3 separate regions of the Homo sapiens genome follow, and regions 1 and 2 are each linked to region 3. Evidence: chromatin loops called from intact Hi-C (ENCODE). Cell type or tissue: PC-9. All regions are shown on one strand. Each heading gives the region's core, and the rest is flanking DNA. Links, peaks and the distances in the headings are about the cores only.

The links. Hi-C counts contacts between places; a loop is a spot of excess contacts. Peaks named below come from ENCODE experiments on the same cell type or tissue, not always from the same donor. Only the 100,000 strongest peaks of a DNase experiment are listed, where the experiment ranks them.
Region 1: a loop joins it to region 3, with 13 times the contacts of the local background. A loop is called at or near these places in 8 of 110 quality-filtered maps.
Region 2: a loop joins it to region 3, with 12 times the contacts of the local background. A loop is called at or near these places in 7 of 110 quality-filtered maps.

What each region holds. Positions count from the first base shown.
Region 1 is chr7:101,938,103-101,946,232 of GRCh38, forward strand. The region is part of intron 2 of CUX1 (cut like homeobox 1); the gene reads left to right. Among named protein-coding and RNA genes, the nearest start is that of CUX1, 120 kb to the left of the region's middle. RefSeq lists enhancers at 2,345-3,232, 4,121-5,008 and silencers at 2,807-3,101, 3,807-4,101. In PC-9, for the core only: no CTCF peak of the experiment used is centred there; DNase peaks (open chromatin) are centred at 4,089 and 4,889; H3K27ac peaks cover 1,867 bases.
Region 2 is chr7:101,677,320-101,685,449 of GRCh38, forward strand. No RefSeq gene overlaps it. Among named protein-coding and RNA genes, the nearest start is that of MYL10, 52 kb to the left of the region's middle. RefSeq lists enhancers at 3,131-3,646, 3,647-4,155. In PC-9, for the core only: no CTCF peak of the experiment used is centred there; a DNase peak (open chromatin) is centred at 3,972.
Region 3 is chr7:102,120,860-102,128,989 of GRCh38, forward strand. All of the region lies in intron 8 of CUX1 (cut like homeobox 1), which reads left to right. Among named protein-coding and RNA genes, the nearest start is that of SH2B2, 160 kb to the right of the region's middle. RefSeq lists a silencer at 2,655-2,881 and an enhancer at 4,362-4,914. In PC-9, for the core only: no CTCF peak of the experiment used is centred there; a DNase peak (open chromatin) is centred at 4,592.

The DNA.
Region 1 (8,130 bases), core at 2,091-7,090, 180 kb before region 3:
TTTTTGGTGTGTGTATTTTTTTTTTTTTTTGAGACAGTCTCACTCTGTCACTCAGGCTGGAATGCAGTGACGTGATCACAGCTCACTGCAGCCTCAACCTCCCAGGTTCAAGCGATCCTTCCATCTCAGTCTGCTGGGTAGCTGGGACCACAGGCGTGTGCCACCACACCCAGCTAATTTTTTGCAGAGACAGGGTCTCGCTATGTTGCCCAGGTTGGTCTCTCAAACTCTGGGGCTCAAATGATCTTCCTGTGTCAGCCTCCCAAAGTGCTGTAGTTACAGGCATGAGCCACTGTGCCTGGCCGATATCCACCATGTTTGGAGCCTGTTTTTGGTTACATTTCATCCTCATCTACTGGCCTGGAGATATTGGTGTCAATCAGTTCTTCACTGGGGGAAGAGATTTTTTTAAAAAGTCAGATTTACACTCAGTAAGATTCACCCTTTTCAGGTGTCCACTTTGATGAATTTTGACAACCACATATAGTCATGTGCCACCACCACTATTAAGATAGAGGACAGGCTGGGTGCAGTGGCTCACACCTGTAATCCCAGCACTTTGGGAGGCCGAGGTTGGCAGATCACCCGAGGTCAGGAATTCGAGACCAGCCTGGCCAACATGGCAAAACCCTGTCTCTACTCAAAACACAAAAATTAGCCGAGCGTGATGGCTCATGCCGGTAATCCCAGCACTTTGGGAGGCTGAGGCGGGCAGATCACTTGAGGTCAGGAGTTTGAGACCAACCTGGCCAACATGGTGATACTTCGCCTCTACTAAAAACACAAAAATTAGCTGGGCATGGTGGTGTATGTCTGTAATCCCAGCTACTTGGGAGGCTGAGGCAGGAGAATCGCTTGAACCTGGGAGATGGAGGTTGCAGTGAGCCAAGATCGTGCCACTGCAGTCCAGCCTGGGCAACAAGACCAAAACTCTGTCTCAAAAAAAAAAAAAATACATATATATATATATATATATATATATATATATATATATATATATATATATATATATGATGGTTCCACTGTCCCCCCTATTCTCCCAGGCCTCTATGTAGTCAGTCCCTTCCCCCACCCTCAGCCCATGGTAACCACTTATCTGTTTTTTGCTGGCATCATTTTGTATTTTCTGGAGTGTTACATAGAGGGATCATACCATATGCAGTCTTCGAGTCTGGCTTCTTTCACTTAGCGCAGTGGATTTGCAGTTCAACAGTGTGGCCGCTGTCAGTGCCAAGTAGTATTCCATTGTATGGATGTACCACAGCATGGAGGGATTTTTAAGGCTGGTCAGGCAGTGCTTATGTCACAGGTCCAACATCCAGTCCCCTGGGCCATTTAAAGCCAAGCACAGCCCCACACCTAACCCTCGTCTGAACGATCTTGTACAGCCACTCTGCAGTTTCACATCCTGAATGTGAGCAGTCTTTTTTTAAAGAAGGAGGTTTTGGGCCAGGTGCAGTGGTTCATGCCTGTAATCCCAGTACTTTGGGAGGCTGAGGCGGGTGGATCGCTTGAGCCCAGGAGTTTGAGACTGGCCTGGGCAACATAGTGAAACCCCACCTCTATAAAAAAAATACGAAAATTATTGGTGGTGGTTGCCTGTGGTCCCAGCTGCTTGGGAGGCTGAGGCAGGAGGATCACTTGAGCCTGGGAGTTTGAGACCAGCTGGGGCAACATAGTGAGACCCCTGTCTATAAAAAATACAAAAATTGGGGCTGAGCGCGGTAGCTCACACTTTGGGAGGCCAAGGTGGGTGGATCAGGAGGTCAGGAGTTCAAGACCAGCCTGACCGACATGGTGAAACCCCATCTCTACTAAAAAGACAAAAATTAGCCAGGCATGGTAGCGGGAACCTGTAATCCCAGCTACTTGAGAGCCTGAGGCAGAGAATTGCTTGAACCCGGGAGGTGGAGGTTGCAGTGAGCCGAGATTGCACCGCTGCACTCCAGCCTGGGCAATAGAGCGAGACTCCATCTAAAAAAAAAAAAAAAGCCGGGCATGGTGGTGTAAGCCTGTGGTCCCAGCTACTTAGGAGGCTGAGGCAGGAGGATTGCTTGAGCCCGGGAGGTTGAGAATGAAGTGAGCTCTGATTGCACCACTGCACTCCAGCCTGGGTGACGGAGGGAGACCCTGTCTCAGGAAAAAAAAAAAAAAGAGGAGGTTTTAATGTTCGCAAAGCTGGTCAGTTTCCAATCTGGTGTCACCAGTGGAAAAAAGATGTAAGTGTTGTTGGCAAGAGAAGCTCACCCAGAGACACGCTCCATGAAGTCCCTGACCCCCGCTGGGGGTGCCTGTGATGGAGGGTAGGCTGTGGTGCCTGCGGGCGCGCACAGGTGAGATGGAAGGAATAAGGGGTTATTCCTTCTGGGTGCAGCTCTGCCTGGAGGCCAGAGCTGTCCTCCTCCCTTCGATCTCTGAATTAAAGACGCTCTTCTAGTATTTTCTTATGTTGATATATATGTGTATATATATATATGTGTGTGTGTGTTTTCTTATTGTTCTAGTTCTTATATTGTCATTTAATTCCTTTGTCCTTTAGCTTGCAAGGGAATGTGTTTTCTTATTAGATTGTAAGCTCTGGGGAGGTAAGACCAGCACTTCCACCCTCCCAGATCCTTGGTTGGGCACGTTATTGATCAGTCCACATCTGTTGCTTGGCTGATTGATTAAATGCTGTGGTGCCCGTGTTCACTGAGGGATTCCAGACCCCTGTCTAGCCCAAGGATGCCTCACAGTGGGAATGCTGGCACAGCTGTCTTGGCAATCAGTAGACCATCCTGTCAGTTCTTCAAGCCCAGAGAGGGTCCGTGACTTGCTCAGAGTCACACAGCAATCCATTAGCGAGGCCAGCCCCTTCCCTGGGCTCTGCATTTCTCTTGTAGTGAAGAGCTCCTCACAGTTTATTTGCATACTGTAAATTTGCAAAGTCAGAAGGAAAAGGGCAGGGAGCCGGGCTTCCTTGAGGCAGGTGGCTCTTTTAAAGCTGGGGCATGTTGTCGCCAATCTGAGCTTGTTTCCATGGACGCAGCCAGCCGGGCAGCCTGTTCCCGTCAACCTGAGCCCTGATGGAGCCTCGGACCTGACAGGCTGCCTGGGGAACTCACTGGGAGGAGGGCGGGTTGGGGGAGACCCAGAAGCCATGCTGGAGTCTCTCTCTGGCCTACTTTTTGCCATAGTTTGAAGGGAAAGTTAGTGAATTGCCAGGATCAACCTGCAGTTTCCCCAAAACTTGCACAGGAGTGGCTTTCATCGCTGCATGGGGAGACCTCCTTTGCGGGTCTGCTTAGCGGTAGCTGGATTGTCTCTGAGGGATACCTGGCTTTCCTAACTGTTCCTGGAGAATCTTAAAGACGAAAATGGAAGAAAGGGCTCACATCTTTGTTTTGTGCTGCAAGCAAAGTCTTGGAAAAATGAATGATGCCAATGGAATCTATTTCTTGTAATTAATTTCCTCAAGCTACTGGATCTCCTTTTCTTGCTGAGATTGTGGTTTGGCAGCTGCAGTTTGATAGCCCCATTCTGAGACTGGATCCCTCTCTTCCCTCATCTGGTAGTTTTCACGTCGGGGCATTCCTGAACTCCGTCTGCCTCGTTTCAGGCTGGGATCACAGATCAGGAGCGAAGGCTTTATGATATTAACTAGTCAACAGATACATTCTTTGAAGAATTTCTGTGTTTTTAATTACCCCACGAAAGCCTTTGGACGCACGGGTTATGAGGGGCATTTTGCATTGCTAAATTCCAGCCTTGATTGCAAACCTGAAAAGAGCAGAAACTGCTCAGAACAAGTTGTTAAAACCACAGACACAAGGGAAAGGTTTCTCTCTCTCCCTCCCCCTCTCTCTGTCCCTGTTTTTAAGTCCTTTCAGCTGGAGGTGAAACTGCAACGTTATCAAACATGCCAGTACACACTGTTTCCCAGGCCTGTTTTTGCATGAGTTGGGGTAGAAATGTACCCAGCTTCTGTTCCAGTAGGTGGAGAAAGATGCTTAAATCCTAGAAGCACTGTTCACCTACCTTTTTAGGGTACTGCAGGTTTAGCTCGAGGGTTGGAGGGCATCCAGAAAAGCATGACTAAGAGAGAAAAAGACTACTCCCAAAGCTAACAGGGTGGAGTATCATAGCCAGGACAGGAAAATTCCCAGCAGGGAAACGGCCTGTCTGTAATGCAGACACATTGGGTCATAGGTTTGCTTTCACAGAATAAGTGAAATGGAACAAAAGTCTTTTTTGAATTCTCATTCCAAGAGGCCCAGTTTCTGCAGGTGTGTCTTTTCGATCTTACCTTGTATTCAGTATTATTTCAAGCAATCTCCATTTTAGGCAGTGTCTACTCCAGACCAAAAAACCTGGCTAAGAAAGAAATTTTGTTGATTTTGAGACAGGGTCTTTCTCTGTCGCCCAGGCTGGAGTGCAGTGGTGTGGTCTCAGCTCACTGCAGCTTCAACCTCCTGGGCTTCAGCGATCCTCCCACCTCAGCCTCCCTAGCAGCTGAGACCACAGATGCCTGCCACCACACCCGGTGAATCTTTAAATTATTTGTAGAGACAGGGTTTCCCTGTGTTGCCCCAGGCTGGTCTCAAACCACTCCTGGGCTCAAGTGATCCCCCTGCGTCGACCTCCCAAAGTACTGGGATCACAGGCGTGAGCCACCGCAGGCCTCCCAGACTCTGGGTCAGAGGGCAGCTTGAGCTCCTCCACCGACTGCTCCAAGCCTTTGCCCCAGCTCTTGGTGCCTGGGGTGGTGGGAGCAGCATGGGCTTCGCTGCACACGGACCTGGGCCCAGATCTTGGTTCCATCGGCTGCTGGGAGATCAGTTCCCTTCTCTGCACCTCCATTCAGCTTGGACGGGAATCTGTCCTTCCTAGAACAGCTGTGATTAATAACTGAGACCACACCCATGTTCGTTGTGGCTTAGCGCCATGCACACAGGTACCTAGTGGATGTTAACTTTCCTCTCCATCCTGGTCAGTGCTTTTTTTTTTTTTTTTTTTTTTTTTACTTTTTCTTTTTCTGTTTTTGAGATGGAGTCTCGCTCTGTCACCCAGGCTGGAGTGCTGTGGTGCAATCTTGGCTCACTGCAACCTCCACCTCCCTGGTGCAAGAGATTCTCCTGCTTCAGCCTCCTGAGTAGCTGGGATTACAGGTGCCCGCCACCATGCCTGGCTAATTTTTGTATTTTTAGTAGAGACGGGTTTTCACCATGTTGGCCAGGTTGGTCTTGAACTCCTGAGCTCAAGTGATCCACCCGCCGTGGCCTCCCAAAGTTCTGGGATTACAGGTGTGAGCCACTGCACCCGGCCTCTGGTCAGTGCTTCTGTTGAGTTCAAGAAAAATGACCAATTCATCTAAAACCCCGAGCTGGCAGATGCTCTCCCGCGCGGCGGCGGCTGACGTCAGTGCTACTTTCAGCGTCTTTGGTGCAGTCTTGGTGTTCGCTCTCAAATGGGCTCTTTTCAGTATCACATATCATATGCAGGATGCAGAGGGGCCCGGCTTACATACCGAGAGTCAGAGGACTCATGCGGCCACAAGTAGGTTGGGAACAGTGTCCCCTAATAGGATGAGTTTTGGGCTTTAAAATTTAAAAAAAAAAAAATGGGGGCATTGATGAGTCTCGTTGGCACCTTTTGGCTTGTGGAGGCTCGTGATCTAATATTGGTCTCTGCTGTATACCCAGCACACTACCTGCCACTTAGCCATTCCATAAATATCGTTAAATAAGTGAATTAGGCCGAGTGCCATGGCTGACACTTGTAATCCCAGCACTTACAGAGGCCGAGGTGGGAGGATCGCCTTGAGCCCAGGAGTTTGAGACCAGCCTGGGCAACATAGCGAGACCGCGTCTCTATTTAAAAATTAAAAAAAAAAAAAAAAAAAGACAACTTGAGCCGCACACAGGTTCTTGCCAAAGCCTCTATTAGTGCTGTGACTCGGGAAAGAAAACTTGTTTTTTTCTTCAGTTGACTGGGCTCAGCCATCCCAGGTGTGAGTGACTCAGGCCTTGAGAGCAGGTAATGGATCCATAGGGAGCCCTGTCCCCACCCAGGGAGACTGTCCCAGCCCCTCCCGATGGCTCCTTCCAGAAAGGGGCGCAGTGGGCTGGGTTGCAGGGGGTAGTTGTGTCCAAGAGTCCTGCAGGATGGAGTGGGAAGGGGCAGGAGGGGTGTCCTGCACTGCCAGCTGTTCATCTACCCCAGTGCCATGGAAACAGAGCTCCTGCTTTTCCCCAGGAAGGCGTTGATACATTTATAGGCTAGCATTCAACATCAGCGTTGTGCTCTGGCAGTCTCAGCAGTAAGACATAAACCTACCAAGGTCTGGGGGAAGCACTGGGTGTTACCATCCTGGCTCACGCGGGAGACGCATGCTCCTCCGTGACTGTTTGTGGCCAGTGAGCCACCAGTTGACACCAGCAATCCAGCCTTCTGCCCCTCTCACTTCACAGATGAGGGAAGTGGGGATCTGCCTAAGGTCACACTTTGGTGCATTTCTCAAATCAAACCCAGGAGCCGGAATTTTTCTACTGAGCTCCTGCTAAGACACCCTGGGTCGTTTCCTCCGGGCAGTCCATGTCATCTGCTGTGGCGTGTATGTTCATGGGTGATTCTGTTTCTGTTTTTAAACCCTGTGCCTCTTGGTTGGTGCTTTTCCTCCTGGAGGATGCTGCAGACCTGCAGCGGTCACCTCGGGCCACCCAGGGAGCAGGTGGGCACACCCAGGTTGCATCTGTCGCCACACTGGTGCAGGCCGTGTTGCACATCACTGCTGCCGGGTTGACCCCACTTGGTATGAAATGAGAGGGCCTCTTTTCTGAAGCAAGGTGTTGCAATTTAGCCTGGGGATGAAGCTGCTTCTTCCAATACCCAGAGTTAACACCAAATGCCACGAGAGTGAGAAAATAAGACAGCATTGCACTTTCCCAGAAATTGTCACCCCAGGGTGCCACCCCACCTCCCAAGCCCACTCTGGGACTCCTTCCACACACAGTCACCCACTGGTTACCAAGCCTGCGGGGCAGGTGCTAGGTGCGTGCTGGGAGTCAGGGGTGGATGAGGTCTTTTGCAGACAGGGCAGAGCGACCTCAGGGCAGAGCCATGAGGGCCTGTGTGCAGCGGCTTCCACCCAGGCAGGCTCCGGCTCTGCACCTTCAGCTACAGGATACACTTGCTTTCGACACCTCCACTGTCATTTAGACACAAAGCACACCACCACCGAAACCACTCCACAGAATGTAGAGTTTCTTGCCAGGAAAATAAAATAAATTAAAAGTCACTAATACTTTTATTTAAATTGCGAGTACATTTCCTCGCTGTTGCATTTTGTAATTTATACCTGGGAGTTAATTTATTGTTATTTACAGTTGCACAAGGACTCATGGAAATGCCTTGTGTATCGAGTGTTCTCATTATGCTGGGCACGGTCCCAGGTGCCGGGGAGGCAGGTCATAGTCCTGGCCTCGTGGAGCTGATGTTCTGAACGAGAGTTGAGTACCCAGTGGGACATCCTGAGAGCCCAATGCAGGTCCTGGTCAGGGCTGTGGGGACTGTGGGGAAGACCTGGATGGCAAGAGGAGTAGGGACAAGATCTACAGGATTCTGCATGCAGGGCTGCAGGCCAAGAGGGAGGAGTTGGGGGTTCTAGTCCGCTAGGTTCAGGGAGCCAGACGTGTCTGCTGTCCCAAACCTCCTGTGCTCAGGAACGTGGTTCTGATGAGCCTGTATCACCTTCCCTTCCCTCCACCTATGGGTCTGAGTGGCAGGAAGAGTTCTAGCTGTGTCAGCCAAGGCCGGGGACACCAGAGGCACAGGGCTTGGTTTAGGAGTCAAGACAAGGCATTTGCTTATTTAAAGAATGAGTTCTATGCACTTCCAATGAGTGGTTCTGTGGTCAGGAGGGCGGCACCTGGAGAGAGGTCAAGGTAGAATTGTGGATTTGGAAGGGTGGAGGATGGAAGGCCCCAGAGGAAACCAGCAGTCAGGGACTGAGGAGGTGATGGCATTCTCTAGTGTGATGTGTGGACAGACAGAGTAGAAGAACCAAAACCAGTCTTGGAGCGACAGGTGGGTCAGACGGCAGCTTTCTCTGGACCCGGGTCAGGAAGAGAAGGGTTTCCAGCAGGAGGGAAG
Region 2 (8,130 bases), core at 2,091-7,090, 440 kb before region 3:
CCTTTGATTTTATCCCTGACCAATCAGCACTCCTGGCTCACTGGCTTCCCCTCACCCACCAAGTTGTCCTTAAAAACTCTGCTCCCCAAATGCTCAGGGAGACTAATTTGAGTAATAATAAAACTCCGGTCTCCGGCACAGCCGGCTCTGCGTGAATTACTCTTTCTCTATTGCAATTACCTGTCTTGATGAATCGGCTCTATCTAGAGAGGGCAAGGTGAACCCCTTGGGCGGTTTCAGCCCCACCCTGCCATGGTGTGCGTGCGCATGTGTGCAGATGTATCTTCCTCCCCCATCCAATCCTCAGGCCGGGCTTGTGCCCCTGAAAGCCCGCAGTTCTGCAGGAGGAGGTCCCTGTGTTCCCTCCCAGATCCTCCCAGGTTATGCCAGGAACCCAGGGAGGACTCACAGATGCCCTGGAAACTCCAGCTTGGCTGCAGTGGGCCCCTGAGGCTCTCCCTCTCCTGTTGTAAGGCACTGCAGCCCCCTGAGCTACTAGGACCCTCAAGGGTTGGCCACACTGCCCACCTCATGGAGGACGCCACCACAGCAGACACAGGTGAAGTCCGCTCCAAAGTATGGGTGTCCAATGTCAACAGCATCACAATCTTCTACGAGGCACCATCTCATCATCACCAAAGCTGCCAGCCCCGTGATGTGGAAGCACAAGAGGAAATGGTCTCAGCCGGGGACGGTGACTCATGCCTGTCATCCTAGCACTTTGGGAGACCAAGACAGGAGGATTGCTTGAGCCCAGGAGTTCAAGACCAGCCTGGGCACCACAGCAAGACCTCCCCGCTCCAACCATCTCTACAAAATATAGAAACATGAGTCAGGCATGGCGGAGTGCACCTGTAGTCCAAGCTGCTGGGGAGGCTGAGATGGGAGGCTCGCTTGAGCCCGTGAGTTTGAGACCAGCCTGGACAACACAGCAAGACCTCCGTCTCCAGCCATCTCTACAAAATATAGAAAAATGAACCAGGCGTGGCAGAGCACGCCTGTAGTCCCAGCTACTGGGGAGGCTGAGATGGGAGGATCACTTGAGCTCAGGAGTTTGAGACCAGCCTGGGCAACATAGCAAGACCCCTTCTCCACAAAAACAATTTTAATAATTAGCCGGGTGTGGTGGTAAGTGCCTGTGGTCCTAGCTACTTGGGAGGCTAAGGTGGGAGGATTGCTTGAGGCCAGGAGTTTGAGGCTGCAGTGAGCTGAGTTTGTACCACTGCACTTCAGCTTGGGCGACAGAGTGGGACCCTGTCTCCAAGAAAAGAGAGAGAGAAAAAGAAACAAAATAGAAATCACTGGTAACTCCATGACCCAGAGGTACTCCAATTACCATTGGCGTCCATGTGTGTGGATGGACGGTTACATATGCATAAATATCTATACACATACATATGTATATATCCCTGTAGGACAGTATGAATGAACTTTAATTTATTTAAACTATTCCCTACTATTGTTCCCACCTAAGGCGTGGGAATCCCAGGTCCCAGCTGGAGAGAGACTGTCCCAAGGCAATACCGTGGCAGCACTGAGGTCAGTGAATCACCAGCAGAAATGAAAGCCGCTGGGCGCTGGGCCGAAGGGCTCAGGAGACTCAGAAGACACTTCTGGGATCAAGGCCCAGCCCAGCTGTCTGGGGGCTGTGTGGTATCTGGGGACAAACCAAGGAAGGACAGGGCGCTGGTGGGGTCTTCCTGGCACTGTCGTGTTCAAAATGAACACAGCACCACCTGCCCCGGCCCCCATCCCACAGACCCCCTGCTCAGACTCATGACTCCAGTGGGGTGGCCCATACCACCCTACATGCAGGCTGGGGCTCTTCTCCTTCCCCACAGTGGATCCCAATCTAGCAGCCACGGTCAGCAGGACCAGGGCACGGCGGAGTGGGGCATGGAAAGGTGGGAGAAGTTGCGGGGAGGGCGCATGAGCTAGGGAAGGTCTCGAAGGCTCTCAGGGAAGGCAGAAGTTAGGCTGCTAAGGGCCTGGATGGGGCCTGATACAGAGAGAGGAGGGGACCTTCCAGGAGAGAAAAAGTGCACCAAGACCCCAACCAGAAGCAGACATCGCCTGGTCGGCGGGGAGGCCCACAAGGCCACAGTCCCTCACCACCACCCAAGGGAAGCCCCCAGGATCGGAACCACTGGCCACCCTCAGGCTCATTGGCTTGGTATGGCTCTTTATTTTATTTTATTATGATCATTTTTTAAGAGACAGGGTCTCAACCTGTCATCCAGGCTGGAGTGCAGTGGACCATGATAGCTCACTGCAGCTTCCAACTCCTGGGCTCAAGCAATCCTCCTGCCTCAGCCTCCCGAGTAACTGGGACTACAGGTGTGTGCCACCACACCTAGCTCTTTTTATTTTTCACAGAGGCAGGGGTCTTGATTGCTGCCCAGGCTGGAATGCAGTGGCGCTATCATAGCTCACTGCAGCCTCAAATTCCTGGGCTCAAACGATCCTCCCGCCTCAGCCTCCCGAGTAGCTGAGACTACGCTACAGGCATGTGCCACCACATATGGCTAATTTTTTAAATTTTCTCTAGGGATGGGGTCTCACAATGTTGCCCAGGCTGGTCTTGAACTCCCAGCCTCAACTGATCCTCCCACCTCGGCCTCCCATAGCATTGGGGTTACAGACATGAGCCCTGGCACCTAGCCAACTCTTTAAGATCAAATGCTGGCCGGGAGCAATGGCTCATGCCTGTAATCCCAACACTTTGGGAGGCCAAGGTGGGCAGATCACCTGAGGCCAGGAGTTCGAGACCAGCCTGGCCAACATGACGAAACCCCATCTCTACTAAAAATACAAAAACATTTAGCTGGGCGTGGTGGTGCACACCTATAATCCCAGCTACTCAGGAGGCTGAGGCAGGAGAATTGCTTGAACCCAGGAGGCAGAGGTTGCAGTGAGCCGAGATCATGCCATTGAACTCCGGCCTGGGCAAAGAGAGCCAAACCCCTTCTCAAAAATAAAATAAAATAAAATGCCTTTTGTACCCCCAACCATTTGAGGCGGGGAAGATACAGGGCCCTACTGAGAGGCGAAGGGAGCAGGGCCCGGGGTCACTGTGTGAACTTGGGTGAGATTCCCATGCTCAGGGGGTAAAACAGGGTTTGCGGTACCTACCTTAGGGCTAGAAGTAAGAATGAAATGCAAGAGCAAACATAAAAACCCCAGGCTGGAGGACTGAGCCCATCGGTGCCTTGGGAACCACAACAGTGGGATCATTCACACACAGACAGGCCTGGTGGAATCTTCCAGACCGGCGCCTTGTGGCGAGGAGGCAATATGTCCCACGAGGCCCACTCAGGCCCCAGGAGCCCCCCTCACTTGGGCACAGCCCAGCTACCATGCCCTCCTGGTTAGTGGGCACAAGAGTGTCGAGGGAATATGCTTTGTGGGCAGCAAAGTCCTTCTTCAAAGGGGTGTTTCCACCTGCAGGTCTGAGCAGGACATGAGGTCATGTCGGGCCCCAGGACAGCAGCCCCTGTCCTAGGCTCGGCCCTGACCCACCTTCTCTGGAAGCCGGTCCTCGAGTACCCTTAGGGCCTTTACACACTCACACGTGCAGACACACGCACATGCACACACACACGCACGCACACACACGTGGACACACATGCACACACAAACACACACATGCATACACGCACACACGGACACATGTGTGCACACACGTGCGCAGACACACGTGAACACACGCACACACTCACACACACATGCACACACAGCTGCCTCCACTCACTCAGGCCTCCACCAACCCCCTCCCCAGCTGTAGCCACCACTGCCACCCCCAAAATTAAAAAGAAATAAAAATAAAAAACTGAACGAGTTAATTTGCTAAAATGAACCAGAATGCAATAACTGATTACATTTTTCCCCAAAGGAAACTTGAGTTAATTTGGCCGGTGACTCATATGACTGGCTGCCAGTGACAACACACACCATCCCAGACACAGCTCCTCGCTGTGCCCCGTTGCCAGCCGTCCCCCTCCTGGCTTCCCTCCTGCGGGAGGCGGGGACAGAGGGGTGGAGGCAGAAGTGCCCACTGGATAAAGAGCTGTTTGAGGCCCTTCTGAAAGTGCAGGATACACACGCATGCACACAGACATATATCTGTACAGAAGTGCGTGTCTGTGCACTCACACCAGGCACGCACATGCACACACACATACACACACGCCTGCACCACAGCTGAACTCTGGCATGGGCTACTCAGTAAATCATTCAACGATAACCTCTGCATACCAATACTGGGGGAAAATCCAATTAAAGTAACTCATTACTAAGTCATTCCTATTTTCCCAGCATCTTAAAGCTCCTGGGAAGAGAAGGGAAGGACAGGCAGATTACTAATGTGACCTCTCCTAGGCTGTGGGGAAAATTCCTGGCCCGGCTCCCAGGAGTGGAGGCCCCAGATGGATTTCTCTGTCTGCTCGGGGGTGGGGGGAACACTGGGTACAGCCCCCCTCCCCATCCCTGTGCCCTGTATACGGCCATAGCTTCTCCTGAAAACAGCACACATAGCTCAAGCTAAGTCCTAGGGTCAGCAGACCCAAGAGGCCCAGCCTTGTCATTCACATGCTGTGTGACATTGCACAAAGCACTTAACCTCTCTGAGCCTTAATCTCTTCTCTAAAATATCTTCATCTGATGGTTGTTTTTTGGGTTTGTTTTGTTTGGTTTGGTTTGAGACAAGGTGTTCCTCTGTCACTCAGGCTGGAGTGCAGTGGCACGATCATAGCTCACTGCAGCCTTGACCTCCCTGGCTCAAGCAATCCTCCCGCCTCAGCCTGCTGAGCAGCTGGGACTACAGGTAAGTACCTCCATGCCTGGCTAATTTTTTTGTATTTTTAGTAGAGATGGAGTCTCACCATGCTGCCCAGGCTGCATCATCTGAATTTTTTTTTTTTTTTCCTGAGATGGAGTTTAGCTCTTGTTGCCCAGGCTGGAGTGCAATGGTGTGATCTCCGCTCACTGTAACCTCCACCTCCTGGGTTCAAGCGATTCTCCTGCCTCGGCCTCCTGAGTAGCTGGGATTACAGGCGTGCACCACCATGCCCAGCTAATTTTTTGCATTTTTAGTAGAGATGGGGCTTCGCCATGTTGGCCAGGCTGATCTCGAACTCCTGACCTCAGGTGATCCACCTGCCTTGGCCTCCCAAAGTGCTGGCATTACAGGCATCAGCCACCGCATCCAGTCCATCTGATTTTTTTAAACTAGGGGGTGGGGGAAAAGGAAAGGCACACACTTTTCCTCTTTCCCCCTTGCCACTGGGTGGGTTACAGAAGCGATGGCGGGAGCTGAAGCAGCCATATTGGACCCAAAGATAGAAGTCACCTACTGAGCAAGACAAGAAAACCCAGCAAGATACAAGGAAAACGGAAAATGGTTCCTTGAGATTGTGGAGCTGCCGTGGAAGCCCTGGATTGTTTGTCATCAGACTATTATATGCAAGAGAAACAAACTTCTATGTTGTCTTTAAAATATGTTACGTATATTTATATATCACCATCATCCCTATGCTCACACATGGTGAAATCTAAAACCATTCAGAGGCCAGGCGCGGTGGCTCACACCTGCAATCCCAGGACTTTGGGAGGCCGAGGCAGACAGATCACTTGAGGTCAGGAGCTCAAGATCAGCCTGGCCAACATGGTGAAACCACGCCTCTACTAAAAATACAAAAATTAGCCAGGTGTGGTGGTGCACACCTGTAATCCCAGCTACTCGAGAGGCTGAGGCAGGAGAATCACTTGAACCTGGGAGGTGGAGGTTGCAGAGAGCCAAGATAGTGTCACTGCACTCCAGCCTGGGCGACAGAGTGAGACTCCGTCTCAAAAAATAAAATAAAATACAAAACCATTCAGAGGAGGTCACTCGATAAAGACAAGAGATGTCCCCAGACTCCTCATCCAGGAATCCAGCGAAAGGGCACTATCCAGGGCTCCACGTTTTGGCCCAACTCGCCCAGCAATTTCTGTGCATCCTCAGGTACATCATTTTCCTCCCCATGCCTCAGTTTCCCTACCTGTCTTTTGACACTAATATCAGTCTCAATTTTTAAATGCTGACCAATGAAGGACTCAAGCCAAGGATGGGCAGGAAATCACTTTGTAAAGAACTGGGATTGGGCAAGGTGGCTCATTCTTGCAGCACTTTGGGAGGCTGAGGTGGGAGGATCACTTGAGGCTAGGAGTCTGAGACCAGCCTGGAGAACACAGAAAGACCCTTGTCTCAAAAAAAAAAAAATTAAATTAGCTAAGCATGGTGGTGAGCATCTATAGTATAGCCCAGCTACTCTGGAGGCTGAGGCAGGAGGATCGCTTGAGCCCAGGAGTTTGAGGCTGCAGTGAGCTATGCTCAAGCCACAGCACTCCAGCCTGGGTGACAGAGAAAGACTCTGTCTCAAAAAAAAAAAATATTTTAAAGAGCAAGAAGGCTGGACATCCGGGCATGGTGGCTCATGCCTGTAATCCCAGCACTTTGGAAGGCCGAGGTGGGAGGATCACTTGAGCCCAAGGAGTTCAAGACCAGCCTGGGAAACATAGGTAGAACCCCATCGCTATAAAAATTAAAATTAAAAAATTAGCTAAACATGGTGGTGCGTGCCTGTGGTCCCAGCTACTTGAGAGGCTGAGGCGAGAGGATCCCTTGAGCCCAGGAATTGGAGGCTGCAGTGAGCTGTGATCACACCACTGCAGTCCAGCCTGGCAACAGAGAGAGACCCTGTCTCAAAAATAAATAAATAGGCGGGGGGATCACAAGGTCAGGAGATCGAGACCATCTTGGCTAACACAGTGAAACCCCGTCTCTACTAAAAATACAAAAAATTAGCCGGGCGTGTTGGCGGGAGCCTGTAGTCCCAGCTACTCCGGAGGCTGAGGCAGGAGAATGGCATGAACCTGGGAGGCGGAGTTGCACTGAGCCGAGATCGCGCCACTGCACTCCAGCCTGGGCGACAGAGCGAGACTCAGTCTCAAAAATAAATAAATAAATAAATAAATAAACAAACAAATAAATAAATAAATAAAGGACAGAGAAAAGCAGGAACTGGGTCTAGGTGTCTAGGTGGGACCGATGACTGGCTGGAGCACAGAGGGCAGAGACACCCGCAGCCGCCAGGCTGGTTTCAAGCTCACCTGATCCTGTTGCTAAACCACCTGGCAGGAGAGGAAGCTGAGAAAGAGAGAAAGCTGGAGGAGAAGCTGGAGTCCCACCACCCAAGCCCTACCGCACAGCTGCAGGTCGTCAGAGCCTGCCAGAGCCCTGTGCCCGCCTCCCAGGCCAGACAATGGAGACAAATGCAATCCCAAGTGGGGCACAGGTCAGGGCTCCATGTGGCCCCAGGAATGATGACACCTGGGGACGGTTCTCAGAGTGGCCAGACGTCTGCCTAAACGCTGAACCCAAAATTCAAGCACAGAATAACTGTCCACCATGACCTTGAAGGCCAGCTCTCACAGCCCCGGGGAGCAACAGCCAGGCTTCTAGGCAGCGGGCGCCAGCGGTGCCCACCCTGAGGCACACCCAGGCCCCACCGTCCCCTTGGTGTGGGTCTGAGCTCGTGCCTTTCGGCAGGTGCACAGCCTTGGGGTCGGTCTAGCCTGGATTCGAATCCCACCTGTATCACTTACAAATGGAGGGACCTTGATCGAGGAGGGTTTATAACCTCCCAGAGGCTCAGCCCTGCCCCTACACCCAGGGGGCTGCTGAGAAGCCGAGAAGCTGAAGGAGTTCAGGGCATAGACAGCCGCGCATGCTGTAGGCTCACACATAGGAAGGGGACTTCCCCTCCCTCCCAACTGTGGCCATCTGCACCCTGACTGGCATGACAAAAGGGCAAAAAACATTGGTCAAATTTCTATGCAGCATCCTTCAGTGTCCCCAAGCCCTGTCATTTCAAGATAGAAATCGGGCCAATGTGCTTCCTCTTCTCCAGAAAACAGACTCCAAGCATGGTCAAAAAACCAAAGGTGACTGGGCACAGTGGCTCACGCCTGTAATCCCAGCACTTTGGGAGGCAGAGATGGCTGGATCACCTGAGACCAGGAATTTGAGACCAGCCTGGCCAGCATGGCAAAACCCCATCACTAACTAAAAATACAAAAATTAGCCGGGCA
Region 3 (8,130 bases), core at 2,013-7,012:
TTGAGACCAGCCTGGGCAACATAGTGAGACCCCACCTCTACCAAAAAATACAAAAATTATCTGGGCATGGTGTTGTGCCTTTAGTTCCATTTACTTGGGAGGCTGAGTTGGAAGGTTCGCTTGAGCCTGGAAGTTCCAGCCTGTAGTAAGCTATGATTGCATCACTGTACTCCAGCCTGAGTGACAAAACGAGAGCCCATCTCTAAAAATAATAATAATAATTTTTAAAAGGAGGGGAGGAGGATACCAGCAGTTCAAGACACAAGTCTGCATGGCAAATGTGGGTGGGATGGATACTTTCTTTTTATTTTATTTTTTATTTTTTTGAGATAGGGTCTCTGTTAGTTATTCAGGCTGGAGTGCAGTGGTGCGATCATGGCTCACTGCAACCTCCACCTCCCGGGTTCAAGTGATTCTTCTGCCTCAGCTGCTGGAGGAGCTGGGATTACAGGCTTGTGCCACCATGCCTGGCTAATTTTTGCTTTTTGGTTTTTTTTTTTTTTGGAGACTGAGTCTCGCTCTATTGCCCAGGCTGGAGTGCAGTGGCACGATCTTGGCTCACGGCATCCTCCGCCTCCCGGGTTCAAGCGATTCTCCTGCCTCAGTCTCCCAAGTAACTGGAATTGCAGGCATCTGCCACCACACCCAGCTAATTTTTGTATTTTTAGTAGAGACGAGGTTTCACCATGTTGGCCAGGCTGGTCTCGAACTCCCAGACTCAAGTGATCTGCCCGCCTTGGCCTCCTGAAGTGCTGGGATGACAGGTGTGAGCAGCTGGGATGGATACTTTGTTTACATACTGTTCTGGACTATTTCACAATGATTTCCTGAGTGTTATCTTGTTTGCCCTTTCCTGAAGTCACTGGGGCAGCTTTTATTGTGCTCATTGCATGGATGAGGAAGCAGTCCCAGGAACACGCAGATTCAGGCCCTGGACCTGGTCCTTTAGGCTCAAATTCCAGTGCTTTTTGCTTGAGACCACGGCGGTCTTCAAAGCCCCTTTCTGGTGCCAGCTTTGTAATCAAGCAGCAAAGGTGAGGGCTAGTCAGGTGAAGGCAGGCGTTCCTGGGGGGTTCAGCCTTTCCCAGCCTCACAAGCCCCCGTTGTATTTACCATAGCAGATTGATTTTTCCCTTTTTGAACAATAATTCCTCATGAAAGACTCACAGAACTGGGGCCAGGTAGAGCCCGGTTGAGTAAACCTGAGAATCACCCAGCTGTCTTGACCATCATATTTAGACAAATATTGCATCCCCTGATTGAATTTGAAAGGGACAACTTAAGCATCCTGAAAACAGAGTCTGTCTGCTGTACCTTTAAGAATGTAAAATTTTCTATTTCCTGTCTTTTTGATGAGTCATCAGTTTCCAGTACGAGTTGCTGTAATTACCCTGGTTGGATTAATTTCCCTAAAAATAGAGAAGCAGCCACTTTTATGGTTTTCAGAGTATGGACTTGAATAAAGAACCTCCTGTCCTTTAAACCTTAGAGAGCACTAAATCAGACTTGCAGGGAAAAACCGATGGCCTTTTTTTTTTTTCTTCCTGTGTCTTATCTCCAAAAGGGGCTTGTGGATTTTGTAGAATTCTTGGGATTTTTCATCTCTGTACAAGTATTTTGCTCCACACCTAAAAATTGATGCCTGGGTGAGCCCTGAAGGATTTTCCTTGTCTTTTGTAGTAACACCAGCTGTCTTGGCCCCCTCTGAATAGTACAACCATGACCTGGTGTCTCCCCAGGTTGGGGGCTAGACAAAAACAAGGGGGTGGCTTCATAGTTCCAAGTCCAGGTAGAAATTCCTCTGAGCGCTGACGATTCTTTGCCAGTTCTGTGGCCCCCAGACATGGCTAGGAAATGTAATTGACATGTAATAGACATGTCTATTGCAAAGCATCAGTGAGAATTGCCAAACTTTACTCCTCTCCTTCATTGATGTTTAGGGAAGGGCTGCTTTACTGTGGTAGGTGTGGTGTCAGGTGCTGGAACGATAGAGTAAGGACAGGGTGGGAGGGGGCTTACAGACGTCACATGCACACACACAGGCTCACACACTCTGTACTCAAAAACACGTACACATAAATAGAGAGGCAGCCGGGCACGGTGGCTCATACCTGTAATCCCAGAACTCTGGGAGGCCGAGATGGGTGGATCACCTGAGGTCAGAAGTTCAAGACCAGACCAGCCAACATGGTGAAACCCCGTCTCTACTAAAAATACAAAAATTAGCTGGGTGTGGTGGCGCATGCCTGTAATCCCAGCTACACGGGAGGCTAAGGTAGGATAATTGCTTGAACTTAGGAGGCAGAGGTTGCAGTGAGCTGAGATCGCGCCACTACACTCCAGCCTGGGCAATAGAGTTAGACTCTGTCTCAAAAATAAAAAAAAAAGAGAGGCACTGTGCATGTGGCCATGTATATAAACATGTTTGTGAATATAAACATGCAATCAGTTTTTAAAAAATTTTTATCGGCCGGGCGCAGTGGCTCATGCCTGTAATCCCAGCACTTTGGGAGGCCGAGGCGGGCGAATCATGAGGTCAGGAGATTGAGACCATCCTGGCTAACACAGTGAAACCCCATCTCTACTAAAAATATAAAAAATGAGCCAGGCGTGGTGGCGGGTGCCTATAGTCCCAGCTACTCGGGAGGCTGAGGCAGGAGAATGGCGTGAACCCGGGAGGCAGAGCTTGCAGTGAGCCGAGATTGTGCCACTGCACTCCAGCCTGGGTGGCAGAGTGAGACTCCGTCTCAAAAAAAAAAAAAAAAAAATTATCATACAGTCTCTCAACCAGTCCTACTGCTTTTTTTTATTTATTGATTTTGAGACAGGGTCTCACTCTGTCACCCAGGCTAGAGTACAGTGATGCGATCTTGGCTCACTACAACTTCTACCTCCCGGTTTCAAACGATTTTCCCACCTCAGCCACCCAAGTAGCTGGTATCACAGGTGTGTACCACCACACCTGGCTAATTTTTGTATTTTTAGTAGAGATGGGGGTTTCACCATGTTACCTAGGCGGGTCTTGAACTCCTGAGCTCAAGTGATCCACTCATCTCGGCCTCCCAAAGTATGGGATTACAGGCATGAGCCACCGCGCCTGGCCAATAAAGCAATCATATTCATCCAGCATCCTTTGAGAGGGTAGAGAAAATCATTATTCACAGACTGTCACCTGGGTTTGGCGTGCATTCCTACAGATTTTACCTATTTAAGAGATCCTTAAAGTTTTTCTGATTCACTGTTAAGGTAAGCCTAGGGATCTTGCAGTGTATATGTGAAGGAAATGGGTAACGGACTGTTGAGTGAATACAGTGTATAGATTGTAGCACATATGGTGATCTGTGAAACGGGGGTGTCATGACACACCCCTTCCTGCATCCCAAAATTGTGGGGGTCAGGGTGGATAACGGGCATTTCTGCAGCCTGCACAGCAGTGCCGAATGCAGGCTGCAATCCAGCAATGTCACTGCTGGGTATTTATCCAAAGAAAGGAAATGGCTGTGTTGCAGGCATACCTGCACTCACACGTTTATCACAGCGCTGTTCACACAGCAGCCTAGGTGAGGAAGTGACCTATGTGCCCAGCTTCAGATGAATGGATGAAGAAAATGTGTAGATCCACAGTGGAATATGATGGAGCCTTACAAAAGGAAATCCTGCCATTTGCAACAACAACGTGGATTCATCTGGGGGATGTTACATTAAGTGAAATGAACCAGGCACAGAAAGACGAATACCACAAGATCTCACTCATGTAAAACGTTGATCACATAAAAGTTAAGAAGAATGGTGGTTACCAGGGGGTGAGGAGAGGTTGGTTAAATGATACATATTTATAGGTAGACAGGAGGAATAAGTTTGAGAGATGTATTAGACAGTGACTATAGTTAATGCCGGTATATTGTAAAATTGGTTAGTAGAAATTTTTTTTTTTTTTTTGAGACAGAGTCTCCCCTCTGTTGCCCAGGCTGGAGTGCAGTGGCATGATCTCGGCTCACTGCAACCTCCGCCTCCTGGGTTCAAGCAATTTTTATGTCTCAGCCTCCCAAGTATCTGGGAGTACAGGCACAGGGCACCACGCCCAGCTAATTTTTGTATTTTTAACAGAGACAGGGTTTCGCCATGTTGGCCAGGCTGGTCTCGATCTCCTGACCTCAGGTGATCTGCCCACCTCAGCCTTCTAAAGTGCTGGATTTACAGGCATGAGCCACCGCGTCTGGCCCCATTTTTTAAGTGTTGACTGAAAACTACCTCAAAAGACCGGCTTTATCCCACACTCTGTACACCACAGGCTTAGCACGTCGTGGCTCTCCAGGAACTCTTGAGCCTTCCCCATGATGATGAGTGGGTCAGGGTTACCGCAGAGCTGAACGGCCTCTGTAGCGTTCAGCCTGCAGCCTGCCCAATGAGGACGTTTGCGCTCTGGAAAGGTAAACTCAGGATGCTGTTGGCTCCTAAGCAGAAAGCAGGCGCCACCCAGCCTTCAAGTGCTTCAACAGTGAAGAGTTAGGACGGAGGCCCAGCCTGGAACATTCACGCCACCTTCTGCCCCCAGTAAAATTCCTTAAAGCTATGAGGTTCTGACTCACCACGGGGAGTCCCTGGCCGCCGCTGGGAGGGCCTTGGCCATGCAAATCTCAGTGACATAGCACGTCTTATTTGCTTCAGAAGTGGCAGAGGAGAAAGTGACTTGCCTCACGCTGCCCGGTTCCACCCAGGGACCTTGTGAAGAGACGCGGGAAGGCTGGCAGAAAGGAGAACCGTCCTTCCTGTGGAATACTCCCGAGATCGCACCACTCCACTCCAGCCTGGGTGACAAGAGCAAAACTCCATCTCAAAAAAAAAAAAAAAAAGGCACTGTACATGTGTCCATGTATATAAACATGTTTATGAATATACATAAATAATTTTTTAAAAAATTTTGTCATGCAGTCTCAGCCAGTCCTGCTGTTTTTATTTTATTTTATTTTATTTTATTTATTTTTTTGAGACAAGGTCTCACTCTATCACCCAGGCTGGAGTGCGGTGATATGATCTTGGCTCACTACAACCTCCGCCTCCTGGGTTCAAGCAATCTTCCCACCTCAGCCACCCAAGTAGCTGGAATTATAGGCTGTTTCCTTTTACATGACATTATTTTCCCTTTTTTATGTTTTATTTTATTTTATTTTTGAGATAGAGTCTCACTCTGTTGCCCAGGCTGGAGTACAGTGGTGCGATCTCAGCTCACTGCAACCTCTGCCTCTTGGGTTCAAGCGATTCTCCAGCCTCAGCCTCCCGAGTACCTGGGACTACAAGTGTGCACCACCATTTCCGGCTGTGTGTGTGTGTGTGTGTGTGTGTGTGTGTGTGTATTTTTTGTAGAGACGGGGTTTTATCATGTTGGCCAGGCTGGTCTTGAACTCCTGGTCTCAAGTGATCCACCCGCCTCGGCCTCCCAAAGTGCTGAGATTAGAAGTGTGAGGTACCACGCCCGGCCCGTGACATTATTTTTAAGTACAAAAGCCATACATGTTTACTATACAAAGTTTAGAAAATTCTCAAAGATTTTTTTTAAAGGAAGCAGATCATCACTCATAATCCCACAGCAAAGATGATCATTGTTAACATTTTGGCCTATTTCCATAGTCTTTTTTTCTATACAGATTGTTCCTTACAATGGCATTATGTCCCCTAAACCCATCGTAACTTGTAAATACCTTAAGTCTAAAATGTGTTTAGCACACCTAACCTAAATGTCATAGCTTAGCCTCGCCTATTTTAAGCGTGCTCAGAACACCCACGTTAATTAGTCTACAGTTAGGCAAAATCATCTAACACAGCTGTCCCCAACCTTGTTGGCAACAGGGACCAGTTTTGTGAAAGATAATTTTTCCATGGACCAGTGCAGTGGGGGGCGCGGTTCAGGATGATTCAAGCACGTTCTATTTATTGTGCACTTTATTATTATGACATTGTAATATATAATGAAATAATTCTACAACTCACCATCATGTAGAATCAGTGGGAGCCCTGAGCTTGTTTTTCTGCAACTACACAGTCCCATCTGGGGGTGATGGGAGACAGTGACAGATCATCAGGCATTAGATTCTCATAAGGAGTGTGCAGCCTAGATCCCTCGCATGCGCAGTTCACAGTAGGGTTTGCACTCCTATGAGAATCTAATGCTGCTGCTCATCTGACGGGAGGCAGAGCTCAAGCAGTCATGAGAGCAATGGGGAGCAGCTGTAAATACAGACGAAGCTTCCCTCCTGCAGCGCATCTCCTGCTGTGCGGCCCAGTTCCTAGCAGGCCACAGATGTGGCCAAGGGACTGGGGACCCCTGATCTATATAGTGCTTTCTTTTTTCTTTTTTTTCTTTTTACGAGATAGGGTCTCACCCTGTCACCCAGCCTGCAGGGCAGTTGCACTATCATAGCTCACTGCAGCCTCCAACTCCTGGGCTTGAGCGATCCTCCCACCTCAGCCTCCCGAGTAGCTAGGACTGCAGGTGTGCACCCCACACCAGGCCAGTTTTGTATTTTTTGTAGAGACAGGGTCTTGCCGTGTTGCCCAGGCTGGTTTTGAACTCCTGGGCTCAAACAATCCTCCCACCTTGGCCTCCCAAAGTGCTGAGTGGGATTATAGGCATGAGCTGCTTCGCCCAAACTCGTCTGTTTTTTACCAGTGGCATAGACTGATAACATGATTTTGATTTCTAGGGTTTGTTTTTTGTTTTTGTTTTTTTTTTTACCTGACATGTTGTAAATATTTCTTGCTTATCATTAAATATTCTTCAGAAACACAGTGCATACTGCATAACATTCCATCACGTAGGTGAGCCCTAAGACTTACCACTTATTTCCCTGCTGTTCAGGAGCCTGATTTATTACACTGCTTTCATTGCCCTTTGGGGTTTAATCTGGGGAGCTTTGTCCCTGTTCTTTCTATGCCTTCATGTTCTGCCAGTGGCTGTGGCATCTTTTTCGTGTTTTTTGTTTGTTTGTTTGTTTGTTTTGTTTTGTTTGAGACGGAGTCCTGCTCTGTCACCCAGGCTGGAGTGCCGTGGCATGATCTCGGCTCACTGCAACCTCCACCTCCCAGATTTAAGCGATTCTTCTGCCTCGGCCTCCTGAGTAGCTGGGACTACAGGTGTGTGCCACCACGCCCAGTGAATTTTTGTATTTTTAGTAGAGACAGGGTTTCGCCAGTTGGCCAAGCTGGTCTGACCTCAGGTGATCGGCCCACTTCAGCCTCCAGAAGGGCTGGGATTACAGGCGTGAGCCACCACGCCCAGCCGGCTGTGGCATCTTGAGGTAGCCTCCCAAGGCCATCATCAGACAAGAGCGTTTGGAAGCCCAGAATTCTCCAAGGGCTCATGGCAGTACTGGCACGGGGCCTCTGTTCCTAGACTGCTGCTCCATGACGTTTGTAGATGCCTCTAGTGAAAAGTCAGGGACAGTGGATGATATGCACGGCTCAGAGACCCTGACTCTGGTCCCATCTGTCCCCAGGTGTGACCCCACAAAGCCCCTCCCTCGGCCGCAGCACCGGATTGGGCCGGGTGCCAGGCAGGACGGAGGAGCTGGCCCTTTTGTCAGCCTCTTGCACTTTCTTGCCCAGTTCTACTTCCCAGAGACCTGGATCTCGGATGCTGTCCCCCAGCAGGGCCTGTTTGTGGAGTGGCCTTCAGGCAGGGCTGCATCCAGGGCACCGGGCACAGCATGAGTCACGGTGGGAAGAACCTGGGTCGCAACATCGTAAAGACCTGGGTTTAATTCCCAACTCCATGAATTATGTAACCTCAAGCAGGGCAGGAGGTTTCCTTACTCAGACCTTAGTATTTTCATAAGTGAAATAAAAGAATGCCACGCCTCACCTGTAATCCCAGCACTTTGGGAGATCAAGGCAGGTGGATCACTTGAGGCCAAGAGTTTGAGACCAGACTGGCCAACATGAGGAAACCCTGTCTCTATTAAAAATACAAAAATTTGCTGGGCGTGGTGGCATGTGTCTGTAATTCTAGCTACTCGGGAGGCTGAAGTAGAAGAATCACTTGAACTGGGGAGGTGGAGGTTGCAGTGAGCTGAGATCCCGCCACTGCACTCCAGCCTGGGCAACAGAGACTCTGTTTCAAAAAAAAAAGAGAAA